Linked DNA regions of Homo sapiens: region 1 is linked to region 2. Evidence: read pairs that join two places in POLR2A ChIA-PET (ENCODE). Cell type or tissue: Caco-2. All regions are shown on one strand. Links, peaks and the distances in the headings refer to the core of each region. The heading gives the core; the rest is flanking DNA.

What was found. Peaks named below come from ENCODE experiments on the same cell type or tissue, not always from the same donor. Only the 100,000 strongest peaks of a DNase experiment are listed, where the experiment ranks them.
Region 1: POLR2A ChIA-PET joins it to region 2 with 5 read pairs; 1 of 35 experiments calls an interaction of 5 or more read pairs at or near these places.

Annotation. Positions count from the first base shown.
Region 1 is chr11:108,569,684-108,575,061 of GRCh38, forward strand. All of the region lies in intron 1 of EXPH5 (exophilin 5), which reads right to left. Among named protein-coding and RNA genes, the nearest start is that of EXPH5, 21 kb to the right of the region's middle. In Caco-2, for the core only: no CTCF peak of the experiment used is centred there; a DNase peak (open chromatin) is centred at 2,598.
Region 2 is chr11:110,317,265-110,322,642 of GRCh38, forward strand. No RefSeq gene overlaps it. Among named protein-coding and RNA genes, the nearest start is that of RDX, 23 kb to the left of the region's middle. In Caco-2, for the core only: no CTCF peak of the experiment used is centred there; a DNase peak (open chromatin) is centred at 2,427.

The DNA.
Region 1 (5,378 bases), core at 129-5,128, 1.7 Mb before region 2:
TTACAAAGAACATTTGTATATCTCCGGTACCAGGTTCACAGTAGGATCTCAAATATATCTGCTAAATAAGTGAGTGCTGTTGAACAGAAATGTTATTGAATCATGATATGGAAAAAAAAATCTATGGGGCTCTCACTTTACAGAGGAACACGGAGGTGCCTAGACCTCTGACTCCTGATGCTGTGAGGCACTGGCAGGAGGGTCTTGGGACAGTGACAGTTTCCAAAGACAACTGCCTCAATGCTGCAAATGGAGGAGCTTATCATACCCGGCAGCTCCAAGAAAAAGGTAAAATTGCAGTGCTACTCCCAATGCTTAATGTTGATGGTTGACCTGCAATCAAAAACTCCAAATGACTGTCTACCTTCCAGAAAGGAAAGCAGATCTGAGCCAAGAGAGTAACTAGGGCCTGGCCTGCCTCCTGAAATGGCCCAGGCCCCTGGAGGTATGGAATCTTCCAGCTTTAGGAGACTGCCACCTGTGAGTGTCTGCAGCACCTCAGAGATGAAGTTCAGGTAAGCTGAGAACAGAATAGCATTTTTAATTTTTATTATTTTAAAAAATAAAAAAAATTATTTTTTATTTTTTTGAGATGGAGTCTCATTCTGTCTCCCAGGCTGGAGTGCAGTGGTACAATCTTGGCTCACTGCAACCTCCGCCTCCTGGGTTCAAGCAATTCTCCTGCCTTAGCCTCCTGAGTAGCTGGGATCACAGGCACATGCCACCATGCCCAGCTAAGTTTTGTATTTTTAGTAGAGATGGGGTTTCATTATGTTGGCCAGGCTGGTCTCAAACTCCTGACCTTAAGTGATTTTCCTGCCTCAGCCTCCTAAAGTGCTGGGATTACAGGTGTGAGCCACTGCGCCTAGCTTATTTTTAAGAGATAAGATCTCACTCTGTTGCTCGGGCTGCAGTGCAGTGGCGTGGTCAGCTCACTGCAATTTCAAACTCCTGTGCTCAAGCGATTCTGCCACCTCAGCCTCTTAAACAGCTGGAACTACAGGCATGTGCCACCATGTCCGGCTAATTTTTAAATTATTCTGCAGAGATGGGGGTCTCGCTACGTTGTTCAGGCTGGTCTTGAACTCCTGGCTTCAAGTGATCCTCCTACCTTGACCTCCCAAAGTGTTGGGATTACTGGCATGAGCCACCAAAAAGTATTATCACTTTAATAATAAAACTATCATTGTTTTGGAGAACTGTTTGGAAATTGTGGCATTTACAATATTTGTGAGGTGGGTTTTAGACACGTGCAAGTTGTTTTTAAGAAAAGATTTACATTTATGTATTGTTTTGTGACTGTGAACTCTCCTTAAGGCTCTGGAAGGCCCAGGACAAGGTGTTATAAGCTGACACATGGGGGAAATGAAAGGAAGTCTAAGGAAGAAGCTGGAGCCTCAGCTCGGTGGAACTGGGAATACAAAGAGCTGGGTAGAGCTGTCTGAGGGTGAGGCCTGGTGTGGCTTTGAAGGTGGAGACAGCTACCCTGGAGGGAGTGTGTTACTCATAAACCTTTTAAAGACTTGCCTGGATGGTAGAGGCAAAGCAATTACACAACCGTGGATAGACATGACCTAATTTATTGGCCTTCCCAGTTACCTACTGTGGAGCCAGTGCTATACCATAACCCACAACTAAGAATGAATTTTGGTGGAGTGAGGAGGGGTGTTGCTGAGAATAGGGGAGAAACTGATGTCCTTAAGGAGGAAGAGGCACTGGGAAACAGACCAGAGTGCAGAGAGGTGGACAGACTCTCCTTGATGCACTCCCCATGGAGAAGGCCATTGTCAGAATTCCGCCTGCTTTTTCTACTCTGAGGAGTGAAGAGCTTTTTTTACTCTGAGGCGTGAAGCCCTTAATACCACCACTTAGAGGACGACTTTGGGCAAACAGAGCTCTCACTTGGCCCCTGGTAATGCTGAAGGGGAGCTCCCAAGGGCAAACTCGAGTGCAAATGTAGTAATTCAGCCAGCAACTGAGACCTCCCCTCAAATATGTACAATCCCAAAAGTCATTTTCAGACACCTTTTTGACATCTGAAGAAGGGAACCACACATAAAATACATGACAGCAATGTTTAAAATAGTCATTGAACAGGCTGGGGCGGTGGCTCACGCTTGTAATCCCAGCACTTTGGGAGGCCAAGGCGGGCGGATCATGAGGTCAGGAGATCGAGACCACAGTGAAACCCTGTTTCTACTAAAAATACAAAAAATTAGCCAGGCGTGGTGGCGGGCGCCTGTAGTCCCAGCTACTCGGAGAGGCTGAGGCAGGAAAAAAGGCGTGAACCCGGGAGGCGGAGCTTGCAGTTAGCCGAGATAGCACCACTGCACTCCAGCCTGGGTGACAGAGCGAGACTCTGTCTCCAAAAAAAAAAAAGGCATTGAACATAACTGCTCAGTTTGAGCCAATGTGAGCAACTACAGTGGAGTTCAAAGAAGCCAGTTCACAAGGCCAGGATCTAACCAGCTTGTGGGCACGACAGCATTTGTGTTTATGCATAACCTACACCAAGTGCGCAGTGAAACAAAACCAAAACAACCAAAAGTAAAAAGTGATTCTTTACAGTTGCCTGACTAAATAGCTCCGGGGCAGAAGAACCCTTTGATCCTGCCAAGCAGTTTTAAAGCAGCAAAGTACTCCACACGTTTACTCACTGTCCCCTGACTGGTTTCTCTGCTGCTTTTTATCTCTGTGGAACCAATCTACTGCATCACTTTCTGTTTTCCTAGTTGGACCCTGACTGATGTGCAGACAATGATCTCCTAAGGATCCTTACCAGCCCACCTGTGAGTGGAAACATTAAATTCACAACATGTGAGGTTCTTATTTTGTTTGCTTTCTTGTCTAGCAATTTTTATTTTTAGTTTTAGTTATTGATTTATTTATTTTGAGACAGAGTTTTCCTCTTGTTGCCCAAGCTGCAGTGCAATGGCGTGATCTCAGCTCACTGCAACCTTTGCCTCCCAGGTTCAAGCGATTCTCCTGCCTCAGCCTCCCGAATAGCTGGGGTTACAGGCACCTGCCACCATGCCCAGCTAATTTTTGTATTTTTAGTAGAGATGGGGTTTCACCATGTTGGCCAGGCTGGTCTTGAACTCCTGACCTTAGGTGATCCACTCGTCTCGGCCTCCTAAAGTGCTGGGATGACAGGCATGAGCCACTGCACCCAGGCCCATGTCTAGTAATACTGTTAGTCATTTACCTCTGCAATTAAGTAATTTTTGAAGTAAATTAATTTTGATACAAGTTAAAAAACGGGCTGCTCGTGTCTGTAATCCTAGCAGTCTGGGAGGACGAGGCAGGAGGATTGCTTGAGCCCAGGAGTTTGAGACCAGTCTGAATAATATAGAGAGAACTTGTCTCAAAAAAATGTTGAAAAAAATAAGAGAGAGAGAGAGAGAGAAAGGAAGGAAGGAGAGAAAGAAAGAAAAAGAAAAGAAGGAAGGAAAGAAGGAAAGAAAGAAAGAAAGAAAGAAAGAAAGAAAGAAAGAAAGAAAGAAAGAAAGAAAGAAAAAGAAAGAAAGAAAGAAAGAAAGGGAAAGCAAACCAGCAAGGAAGCAAGCAAGCAAGCGAGGGAGAAAGAAAAGGAGTCTACCACCCTACCAGGGTACTGATTTGACCAGCAAAACAACCAGATCTAAATGACAATCAGTCCACTTGATGGAGACCTCATGATGAATGGTCTACCCTTGGTTGGGTTTGCCACCTGACGTAGAAAATGGGAAGAGGAAAAAAACTGAAACACAATTAATGAACTATGTATGTTGTATAGGTATAACAACAATCACACTTCTCTGTATGAAAGCTGTGTTTTCCCCTGTGATTTCCTTCTGAGATTTTATACAAACTGGTGCTATAGCATTTCGCCTCATCAACTCTTTGTGGTTATTTGGTTGCTACAGTCTTTTCCCTAAAGGGAATTATCAAGGGCCTCAGAAGGAGATGGAAATCAATGGTACTATGACAATTTGCCAACTATTTGAAAAAAATAAATTTATATAATCCTAACTTATAGACAAAATATATGTCAGGTGAATAAAAAAGTTACATTAAAAATTAAGACGAAGTGAATATTACTCTAATCTCTAGATGAGAAGAGTATTCTCATCTTAAAAACAAAAGGTGAAGCAGGAGGATCACTTGAGGCCAGGGGTTTGAGACCAATGTAGGCAACATAGTGAGACCTTGTCTTTACAAAAAGATTTTATTTTATTTATTTATTTATTTATTTTTGAGACGGAGTCTCACTCTGTTGCCCAGGCTGGAGTGTAGTGGCACGATCTCGGCTCACTGCAAGCTCCGCCTCCCGGGTTCACACCATTCTCCTGCCTCAGCCTCTGGAGTAGCTGAGACTACAGGCGTTCGCCACCACGCCCGGCTAATTTTGTGTGTTTTTTTTTTTTTAGTAGAGACGGGGTTTCACCATGTTAGCCAGGATGGTCTCGATCTCCTGACCTCCTGATTCACTCGCCTTAGCCTCCCAAAGTGCGGAGATTACAGGCGTGAGCCACCGCGCCCAACCTACAAAAAGATTTTTAAAAAATTAGCTGGGTGTGGTGGTGCACGTTCATAGTCCTAGCTACTCAGGAGGCTAAGGCGGGAGATCACTTGAGTCTAGGAGTTAGAGGTTACAATGAACTGTCATTACACCACTGCACTGCAGCCTGGGTGACAGAACAAGACCATCTCAAAAAAAAAAAAAGGAAATTTAAAAAGAGGTACATTTGGCTACATAAAACTGAGAAAAAATCTATTTTCAGATAAAGAGAAGTGTGCAAACTGAAACCTGGGAAATACACAGGACAAAAGTCAATTTCTTTAATGTGTAGTGAAATATATAAATCAATAAGACACAAACCACACCAAGCCATATTAAACAGTGTTGACTGCCTTCTAGAATGCATTTCCCTCAACTCCCCTCCTTTCTGATTTTGTTGTCAACATCAGAGTGTTCAATCTCAGGGGATGGATCATGTGTGGTCAAAGTCTGATATTTCAATCCCATTTCTTGCTTTTCTAATTCCCTTGCAGCTAAGGATGACCATATGACATGGTTCTGGTCAAGGAAATATAAAGTAGAAATCTGCTCGAAGGCATCACAGAAGGCCTTTACTTCCATGATAAAAAGGACTCTTCTTGGATATATACCCAAAAGAAGCAGTTGTCACCACTATTTCCTTTTTCTTTCTGCCTCGAATATGAATGTGATGTCTGGAGCAGCTGCAGCTATTTTGCGTTACAAAGGCACCATTCTAACATACTTAAACCACTAAACCAGCTGGCAGCTACCTACTTCCAGATGTATTCTTATGTCAGAAAAATGTACCCCCGATTTGTTAAAGTCATGGTTAGATTTTCTGTTATTTGTGACCAGA
Region 2 (5,378 bases), core at 251-5,250:
AGCCTCACAAGCATGTATTTTAGGAGATTTGGACTAAGGTAAAGTCAGCTTTGATAGAGACTAACAAAGTCAAAAGAGAACCACCAAAAATAAAATTCCCCAAACACCCCCAAATCAAAAAGCTGATACCAAAGACCCATTGTTTATCGTAGGTGCATAATGTACCATTTTATGAAAATATACAAAGATATTATTATAACTTCTACACAGATTGTCAGGAAATCCTTTTTTAAAAAAGGAAAAGACCCACACGTAATTTACTATTACTTGGAAAAATCCATTGGTTTGTGTGATAAACACTAAAATAGACTGATTATTCATCTGGCTAGATGCCAAGCCGTTCTTCTGTGAACTCTAAGATAATGGCCCTTCATTGTTCTGTGTGTTATCGTTGCCAATTCCTGTCAGACTGGTCCTCAGCAGTTAGTGGGCTTCTGTCATTTATCAAAAGTCTGAAGCTTAAAAGTCTCTCTCTGCTTGTCTGAAACAACAACTCATTTGTTTATTAAACATGCATTTGATGAAATTTCCAAGGTTCACATGTGATAAAGTAAACTTCCACTATTTGTAAATTGAGGAAATGTGTAAACCCATATTGCCTTAGGAAAAATTATGCAATCAGCTACAGTTATCTTTGGGATGGCCATCTTCTCTAGTTTAACAATGAATCCTTCTAGATAAGAATTTTCTGTAATTTTAAGGGAGTCGTATTTGATAAAATATAAGCTAACTCCAGCAGACTGTGTTAGTAATAGTGTTATAAAATTATACAACCTTAAAGACCTGATTTTATCTAAGAATACATTCTCAAAAAATTCCTGTGCTGGCTTTGTTCCTCTGGAGATAAAGATTTAGGCTTTGTTCCCCTGGAGATTTCGCTGTGTCTTTCAGTCTTCTTCACGCTATTTAACTTCTCTTTTTTTTTTTTTTTTTTTTTTTTTGAGATGGAGTCTCACTCAGCTGCCTAGGCTGGAGTGCATTGGTGTGATCTTGGCTCACTGCAACCACTGTCTCCCGGGTTCAAGCAATTCTCCCATCTCAGCCTCCCGAATAGCTGGGATTACAGGCACCTGCCATCATGACCGGCTAATTTTTGTATTTTAGTAGAGACAGGGTTTCATCATGTTGGCCAGGCTGATCTTAAACTCCTGACCTCAGTTGGTCCGCCCACCTCAGCCTCCCAAAGTGCTAGGATTATAGGCATGAGCCACTGCACCCAGCCCCACTATTTAACTTCCATGCTACAGAAGCTAAAAAATTTGTTTGCCGAAAATCCTTCTTGCATGTTAATTACATAGTCGTTCAGTTCTATCTTTTGTAGCACTGGGAACTATTTTGTCATTTGGACTCTAAACCTTTTAAAGTGCATTTTTTACAACTCTCCAAATGTAGGTTAATGAAACAAAGATAATATCAACTCAGACATTATCTCACAAACTTATGAGTGTGCTCTCTTTTGGTAGGTGCATTGAGTGTCATTTAGACAAGACTGCAAAGGAGACTAGTGAAAATAGGGAGACAAAGACATAAATCATGCATTTACTTCCTAAATTCACTTTGGAAAGCTATGTTGGAAAGTAAGCATCAGAAACAGAAAAGAAAGAAGGGAAAGATAGGAAGGAGGATTGTAAAATACTTAATGGACACAGAAAATAATAAAAGTTTGTTAATTTTACACTTTATTTGTAAAGATTCTGTAGAAGAGATTAAGGAAAGACAATGTATAAATCCTAACTCAAAGGAGGAAAGTGTATTTAAAAAAATAGAAAGTTTTTTTTTGAGGGGGATAGATTTTTTAAAATCCCTCAATCTGGGCCACTTCAGAGTTCTGAAAGCAGCTGGGTGTCCCATAAGGGTATCCGGGCACTTTCTGTCAGCAAGATAGAGTGAGCTAGAGAACAAGGCTGATTGCTTGCACAGGCCTTTCCTGACTTCCTCAAAGCTCTTAGATGTACTAGGGGTTCCCTGCACAATCAGCCCATGAGTTCATTTCTCATCTCTGGTGTTGACCTCTGTTGCTGTACTCAAGGTTGTAGCCATTCTGTTCTGTGGAAAGGGTGAAGGAAGGAGGAAAGGACAAGGCAGGAAGCTAGGTAGGGATCAGGTAGAGGGTTTGATTTTAAGGTCATTTAATGGTCTGAGCAGTTATAGGGGCTGATTTTGAACTTAAGTCACTGCCCCTGGATGGGTACCTTGGTTAGGGCCTGCACTCCTGGTTTCCCCTTATATTAAAGGCAGCGGAGACTACTTATTTCAGGAGCAGTGCTAAGATAAGATGACAGGATTTCCCCTGTGAGAGAAGACAAATGCTTTTCTTTAGGATAACAAACATTCCACAATTCCATAGAGGCAATCCTTTATTTGTTTCTCTTGCCCGGACAATGGGAAATCACATTATGCCCTTTCACCTTATGCCCAAGGCCACTGTGCAAGCACAAACTTCCAGGAAAAGCATAAAGATAAGGTAAGAATCTCTAGGAAGGAAGGTATTAGTGTGCCCTACTGTTCAGAACTCTGCCCCATCCTACTTCCTCACTCTTCTCCCAGCCTCAGATTCTCTGGCTCTCACCTACCTTATCTGCTTCTGGAGCATTTCCATTATTTATCCCGATGTAGGTGTAGGAAATCAGTTTTCCTTTTGGTTCATCTGGGACTTGGTTGGAATTAAAAGAGAAAAACAAACCCCAAAATAAATAAACTCAAGGAAAAGAGAGAAAATATCAGAGCACAGAAATGGATAGGTTTACAAAACTCAGATTTTTTTTTTCTTTTATCCTAATCTCCCTGAGGTCTAGTGATAGCCTGGTTGGATTGGTAGTTTGTAAAGTGCACAGCTTCAATTATTTCTGGCCTCCACACTGTCTGGGCTGACAGGATGGAGGCTAGACTGAGCTCCTTGGATTTCTGGTCCAATGTTACTTTAAACAAATCATCCCTGGTGGAATCTCAGGAAAAATGCTGGGTCTTTTTGGAACTCGGTTCTGTGTCTATTTTCTGGGATTAGCCTTTAGATTATCTGTCATCCCCAGGTCGGGACTCAACTGATTTTCCTTCAAATAGACTCCTGACTCCCTGGGCCCAGCTTTCTTCTTCTTTCTAAGTTAAAAAAAAAGAAAAATTCCCTCTCTGCTCTGCAAGGAATCTGCCCTCAATCCCAAGGCCTTCATATTCAGCACTGGCAGTCCAGTTAGTCTTTGTGGCCTTGATCCCTGGAAATACAGCTCTTGCTTTAATCCTGTGTTTACTAACTTGGTTAATTAGTCTGATGGATACTCCTTTTTTTTTTTTTCCTTTTCTTTTCTTTTTTTGACGTAGGATCTCATTCTATCACCCAGGCTGCAGTGCAATGGTATTATCATGGCTTACTGCAGCCTCCGCCTCCTGAGCTGATCTTCCCACCTCAGCCTCCTGAGTAGCTGGGACTACAGGCTTGCACCACCATTCCCAGATAATCTTTTTGTGGAATTTTTTTTTTTTTTTTTTTTTTTTTGGAGATGGAGTCTCACTTTGTCAGGAGACTCCAGTCTTACTCTGTCAGGCTGGAGTGCAATGGTGCGATCTCTGCTCACTGCAACCTCCGCCCCCTGGGGTTCAAGCGATTCTCCTGCCTCAGCCTCCCGAGTAGCTGGGATTACAGGCGCCTGCCACCACACCTGGCTAACTCTTGTATTTTTAGTAGAGACAGGGTTTCGCCATGTTGGCCAGGCTGGTCTCGAATTCCTGACCCCAGGTGATCTGCCCGCCTCGGCCTCCCAAATTGCTGGGATTACAGGCATGAGCCACTGTGCCCGGCTGATTTTTTCGTGTTTTATACAGACAGGGTATCGCCATGTTGCCCAGGCCAGCCTCAAATTCCTGGCCTCAAGCAATCCTCCTGCCTTGGCCTCCCAAAGTGTTGGGATTACAGGCATGAGTCACCACGCCTGGCCCTAATGGATCCTCTTGAGTATCAGATTCTCTGAGACAACTCATCACTCAGAGATATCCCCCTTCATGGGAGTGGGCTCACTGGAGCTGACCACTTTCATTACACAATTTAAAAACACAAAAACAAACACACATATATACAGCCCTGCTTGCCACCAAGGAAACAGGAGGGATGTTTTTACCACAATTCTTAGATTTCCCCATCCCAAGCTTCTTTTCTACAAAGGTGTAAAACCCCTGACCAAATAATTATGGGGCCCTGGCTATAGTTTTCACATTAAACAGCTGAGCTCCGAGGGGCAGGATTACATAAAGGTCAAGTACATAGGCTCTGGGGGCAGATCATTGGATTTGAATCCTAGCTTTGCTGCTTATTAGCTGATTGACTATTGGCAAATTACTTATTGAGTCCTTGCCTTAGTTTTCCCATCTGGAATATGGAGGGAAATAATAGTGACTACTTTTACGGCCACTGTAGCAATTTAATTAATACGTGTAAAGAACATAAAACAGGGCCTGGTACATTGTAAGTACTCTGTAAATGTCAGCCACCATCATTACCACTGTACAGGTCTCTTGGACAGTTAGATTTTAAAAAGTAATGGTTGGTGTAGTGGTGTTAGCAGTAGGATTGAAACTAAAATTTAGAGATTAGTTACGGGTAACTCCAGTGTTCCCTACAATAATAGTTGAGTTAAAACAGTGAACAAGATGGACTATGAAACAGTTCATTGAAACGTTAAACAACATTGTTTCTGTTGCAGGGTTCAGGAACCATCTAAGGGGTCTGCAGCCTTTTGTATTTGTGCCAGTGTTCACCTTTTCAGGAAAGTATCCACCAAAGTCATTTCTTTTTATGACTAACTCTTCTTGTTTCTTGATTTTCTTGTCCAACTCTCCTAGCTCACTATGTATCTAGATTCTATCTAACATGGATTTTAGGGTGAAAACATTCAACCTTTTGCCATTAAGTCTCATGTTAGCTGTATGTATTTTATAAAATGCCATTCATCAATTTAAGTTCCCTTCTAGTCCTAGTTTGTTGGGAGTTTCTGTCATGAAAAGGTGTTGAATTTACTTGATTGTTTTTTCTATTGAAACAATCCCATAGACTTTTGAAACAAAATTTTTGTAGAGACAAGGTCTTGCTATGTTGCCCAGGCTGGTCTCAAACTCCTGGTCTCAAATGATACTCCCACCTTAGCCTCCCACTCTGCTGGGATTACAGGCATGAGCCACTGTGCCTGACCATCGTTTTAATTTCTGCTGGGTCTACAGTGTGTCTTCTTTTTCATTCCTGACTTAGGTAATTTGTGTCTTCTCTTTTATTCTTGGTCAGTCTAGCTGAAGATTTATCAATTTTGTTGATCTTTTCAAAGAAACTACTCTTCATTTTATTGATTTTTTTCTGTTGTTTACCTGTTTTCTATTTTGTATGTTTCTGCTCTGAT